Regions from separate parts of the Homo sapiens genome. Here region 2 is linked to region 1. Evidence: chromatin loops called from intact Hi-C (ENCODE). Cell type or tissue: K562. All regions are shown on one strand.

Region 1 (2,500 bases):
GGAGGCTGAGGTGGGAGGATCACTTCAGCCTGGGAGGCAGAGGTTGCAGTGAACCGAGATTGTGCCACTGCACTCTAGGCCTGGGTGAGAGTGAGGCTCTGTCTCAAAAAACAAGAACAACAGCAACAAAAATCCTTGTCTCCATGGCTTTATCTTGATTGTCGTCTGCCAAACAAGATAAATAAAGAAATATAGAGCATGTCAGATGGAGATAAGTATCAAGAATAAAAATAAGGCAGGGAAGAAGAAAGTATAGTGGACTTAGGCCAGGCGCAGTGGCTCACGCCTGTAATCCCGACACTTTGGGAGGCTGAGGCAGGGGGATCACGAGGTCAGGAGATCAAGACCATCCTAGCTAACATGGTGAAACCCCGTCTCTACTAAAAAAATACAAAAAAATTAGCTGGGCGTGGTGGCGGGTGTCTGTAGTCCCAGCTACTCGGGAGGCTGAGGCAGGAGAATGGCGTGAACCTGGGAGGTGGGCTTGCAGGAAGCCAAGATCGCGCCACTGCGCTCCAGCCTGGGCGACACAGCGAGACTCCATCTTAAAAAAAAAAAAAAAAAAGAGAGTATAGTGGACATAATGGGGGACCAGAAGACATGTCCATGTTTGAATCACTGGAACCTGTGAATGTGACCTTATGTGGAAAAAGAGTCTTTGCAGATGTAATTCAGGATTTTGAGACTTGATAATCCTGGATTAACCAGGTGGACCCTAAATCCAATGACAGGTGTCCTTATAAGAGATAAGAAATACCTCACCTAATAATAACTACTATTAGAACAACAAAAACAGAAAATAAATTGTAGAAGAGTGTTAAATAATTAAAAGTAGAACAATCATATACCCCAGCAGTCCCACCTGTAAGTATTTATCCAAAGGAAGTAAAGTCAGGATCTGGAAAAGATACCTACACGCCCATTTTCATAGCAGCATTATTCACAGTAGCCAAGAGGTGGAAGCAATGTAAATATACATTGTACCTACCGCAAAATGTGGTATATACATACAATGCAGTATTATCAAGCCATAAAAAGGGATGAAATTCTGATTCATGCTACAACATGGATGAAACTTAACATTATGCTAAGTAGTATAAGTCAATCACAGAAAGACAATTGCCATATGATTCCATTTAGATAAAGTGTCTAAAGTAGTCAAAATCATAGAAGCAAAAAGTAGAATGGTTACCTGCGGGGGGAGCTGTTGTCTAATGGGTACAGAGTTTCAGATTAGCAAAATGAAAAAGTTCTGGACATCTGTTTCATAACAATGTGAATATATTTAACATACTGAACTGCACACCTAAAAATGGTTAACATGGCCAGGCGTGGTGGCTCACGCCTATAATCCCAGCACTTTGGGAGGCCAAGGCAGGAGGATTGCTTGAGCTGAGGAGTTTGAGACCAGCCTAGGCAACATAGAGAAACCCTGTCTCTACAAAAAATGTAAAAATTAGCCAAGTGTGGTGGCACATGCCAGTGGTCCCCAGTTACTTGGGAGAGTCAGATGGGAGGATGTCACGAGCCCAGGAGGTTGAGGCTGCAGTGAGCTGTGATTGTAACACTGCATTCCAGCCTGGGCAACAGAGTCTCAAAAAAAAGGTTAAGATGGTAAATTTTATGTTAAGTGTTTTTTTCTCTAAATACAAAAAAAAAATGTAAAAAAAAAAAAAAGAAAAGGAGGCACTATGATCACAGAGGCAGACACTGGAATAATAATGCTGCCATAAGCCAAGGCATGCCTGGAGCCACCAGAAACTGGAAGGGACAGGAAAAAAAGTCTCCCCGAGAGCCTAGGAAGTGCAGCCCTGCCCACTCCTCACTTCGGACTTCTGCCGTCCGTGACTGAGAGAGAGAATACATGTCTTTTTTTTTTTTTTTTTTTTTTTTTTTGAGATGGGAGTTTCACTCTTGTCGCCCAGGCTGGAGTACAATGGCGTGATCTCGGCTCACTGTAACCTCCGCCTCCTGGGTTCAAACAATTCTCCTGCCTCAGCCTCCCAAGTAGCTAGGATTACAGGCACCTGCCACAACGCCCAGCTAATTTTTGTATTTTTAGTAGAGACGGCGTTTCACCATATCAGCCAGGCTGGTCTCGAACTCCTAACCTCATGATCCGCCCACCTCAGCCTCCCAAAGTGCTGGGATTACAGGCATGAGCCACCGCACCTGGCCTTGTTGTTTTAATCTATCATGTTTCTGGTAATTTGTTATGGCAGCCACAGGAAACTAAAATGTAAGGAGTGTTTAGTTGGAGGTGTGGGTGGGTACAATTTTAGACAGAGTGGCAGTAAGGCTCCCCAAGAAGGTGCCAGATGAAAGGCCCCTCAGGAGGGGCAGTCGTGTGTATGCCTGGGAAAAGAGTGAAGGCTGGAGGCTAATGCATGTCTGGTGAATTAGGAGGGCAAGGAAGCCAGCGGGGCAGGAGGACAGCATGTGAGAACGTCAGAGGAAAAGAGTCACAGATGGGCTGGCCTTTTAGAACATCTGAAGGACT
Region 2 (2,500 bases), 380 kb after region 1:
GGGGGAGAGATGATGGAGCCCACCCTGCCCACCCCACACCTGGGGAGATGGCAGGGATACAGAGTGTGTTCCTGGAGCACTTATGACACCTGTGCACATATGTCTTCCCATACACATGTCCTCACATACATGTCCTCACACAGCCCTCATACCCATGTTCCCACCTGTATGTCCCCACATGCATGTGCTCACACACATGTCTTCCCAGATATTTTGGTGTCTTGAGGCCAGCAGCGTGCTGGTTCCTGCTTGTATCGATGTTTGCGACGTGCTGTTTGGGGACCCTCTGCTCCTACCCCTTGGACTCCACACAGGGACTATGGCCCATGGAGTGATGGGTGTCAGGTGCCAGTACCTGAGCAGGAATCGAGAGTAGGGCTGGCGGGAAGCGAAGCCAGCCCTGCGGACCCTCACATTCTCCAGCAGCCCCAGGTATGCGACCTGGTGGCGACAGTGGTTCTCATCCAGCTTCCCAGCTACCTTGTCCTCATTGGGCTTGATGCAGCGGACGTAGAAGGGCTCCTGCAGGGACAGAGGGGACTTGGAGAGGGTCTGCGCCAGCAGCACTGTGCACCCTGCCCCACACCAGGGGCTTCCTAACCCCTCAAGGTCCCAGGCCAGGAGAAGAGTTGGGAACAAAGAAGGGAAATCAGCAGAACAAGGGCCCTGGAAGCCCTAAGTGCTGGGCAGAGGCCAGCAAGGCCAGGTTCAGAGCCAGGTTCCAGCCCCTGGTCGGGGGGTGGGGAGGTGGGCGTGGCAGGGGCAGGAGCAGGCCTCGCCCCATCTGCCTTCCTTCTCTCCTTCCAAAAGGGGCTGACATCTCTGGATGTTCTGTAGTTAAGCTCACCCTAACATGTCCTCTCCCTGACCCTTCACCTGTTCCTCTTCTGACTTTTGACCCAAAGCTCCCCAAGAAAGCTTGTGCCAGTTTCCTGTCTCTCTGGCCCCACCTGCCAGAAGAATCCTGGGTTTTTGCCAAGAGCTGGGCTGGGCCAAGCCAGCCTCTCAGCAGGGTCTCCCCAAACCCCTCCCTGTTCAAGAGACAATGGGGCGAGGAGAAGCCTGGGTTCCCCATGATTGATCAAGCCTCAGCCCAGCCCCTGAGGCCCCACATCTCACCTGTGCAGTGGGTGGGGTCCACTGCTGGAGCAGATGTGGCTCATACAGACAGGACAAGAACCCTCTCCCCACCACTATGATGTACAGAGGTGGTTGGGACCCTACTTGGCACCGAGGGCACAGAGAGAAGGATCCGGAACAGCCAGAGTGGGAGAGGGGTGGAACATACCTTGGAGGCAAGGTTCTCCACCAGGGCCACCATGGAGTTCTTGAAGAGTGTGCCAGCCGTCAGGGGGCGCTTGGTCACCTCTGTGATGTCCTGCTGCCCGTCCGGCCACATGGCCCGTAGAGTGGGGTCCGTGCTGCAGACACAGGCCGAATTCCCAGCCATCCTCTGGGAGAGCAGCCCCACCCACCCACGTCCTGACGCTAGTCAATGCCTGACCCCAGAGTCTCTGGGGCCCCAGGGCCCTGGCCCTCCCTATGGTGCCCAGCAAGCCGTGCTCACCTGTTGTACAGCAGCCGCTTGAAGTCCTGGAAGAGGAAATCTCTGTTCTTGTCGATGAAGCCTTCCACGGAGTACCTACCAGAAGCCAGGGCTGGTGAGGGAGCAGGGGCGGGGGCTGCCAGGCCAGAGTGCTAATGACCCCAGCAGCCCCCACTCTCTTCCCATCTGCCTCTGTTCCCATAGGTCAGTCTCTCTTCCTCCCTCTGCCTTGGCTCCTCTCCTCCTTCCCCCTCACACCTGCTTTCTCTTTCGTCATGTAAGACTCCCTCCCTCAGGAGACATTTCTCTCCTGGAAGATGAATCGAGTGGTTAAGCCCCCAGCTCTGAAGCCAAATGTCCTAGCACCGAGTCCTGCTTCTACCACATGCATGCTGTGTGACTTTGCCTAAGCCACTCAACCTCTCTGTGCTTCAGTGTACATCAGTTGCTCAGAACAGTGCCTACTGAATTTTGATAAACATCAGCGACTACAACTATGACTAGGAACTCCTGAGTCCTGGGCCTATTTTGATCTGTGGGCACTGAGAGCCTCAGAATCACTGTCTAGTTCTTGGACTGCTAGAAAGGTCAGTGCCAAATCTTGGCTCCAACTGCAGCACCTATGAAGGCTCAGGGAATGGATTTTTTTTTTTTTTTTTTGAGAAATAGTCTCACTCTCTTGCCCAGGCTGGAGTGCAGTGGTGCGATCTCAGTTCGCCACAACCTCTACCTCCCAGGTTCAAGCAGTTCTTGTGCCTCAGCCTCCCGAGCAACTGGCATTACAGGCACGCGTCATCGTGCCCGGATAATTTTTATATTTTTAGTACAGATGAGGTTTTGCCATGTTGGCCAGGCTGGTCTCGAACTCTTGGCCTCAGGTGATCCACCCACTTTGGCCTCCCAAAGTGCTGGGGTTACAGGCATGAGCGACCTCATGGGTGTAGATTTTGCGAA

The links. Hi-C counts contacts between places; a loop is a spot of excess contacts. Peaks named below come from ENCODE experiments on the same cell type or tissue, not always from the same donor. Only the 100,000 strongest peaks of a DNase experiment are listed, where the experiment ranks them.
Region 2: a loop joins it to region 1, with 5 times the contacts of the local background. A loop is called at or near these places in 8 of 110 quality-filtered maps.

Annotation. Positions count from the first base shown.
Region 1 is chr7:44,587,084-44,589,583 of GRCh38, forward strand. No RefSeq gene overlaps it. Among named protein-coding and RNA genes, the nearest start is that of TMED4, 6.1 kb to the left of the region's middle. RefSeq lists an enhancer at 1,306-1,355. In K562, a CTCF peak has its summit at 1,199 (motif pointing right); no DNase peak of the experiment used is centred here.
Region 2 is chr7:44,966,317-44,968,816 of GRCh38, forward strand. It overlaps MYO1G (myosin IG), which reads right to left. Exons shown (of 22, transcript NM_033054.3): 13 at 1,568-1,642; 14 at 1,289-1,421; 15 at 356-522. Among named protein-coding and RNA genes, the nearest start is that of MYO1G, 11 kb to the right of the region's middle. In K562, a CTCF peak has its summit at 1,345 (motif pointing right); DNase peaks (open chromatin) are centred at 754 and 1,385.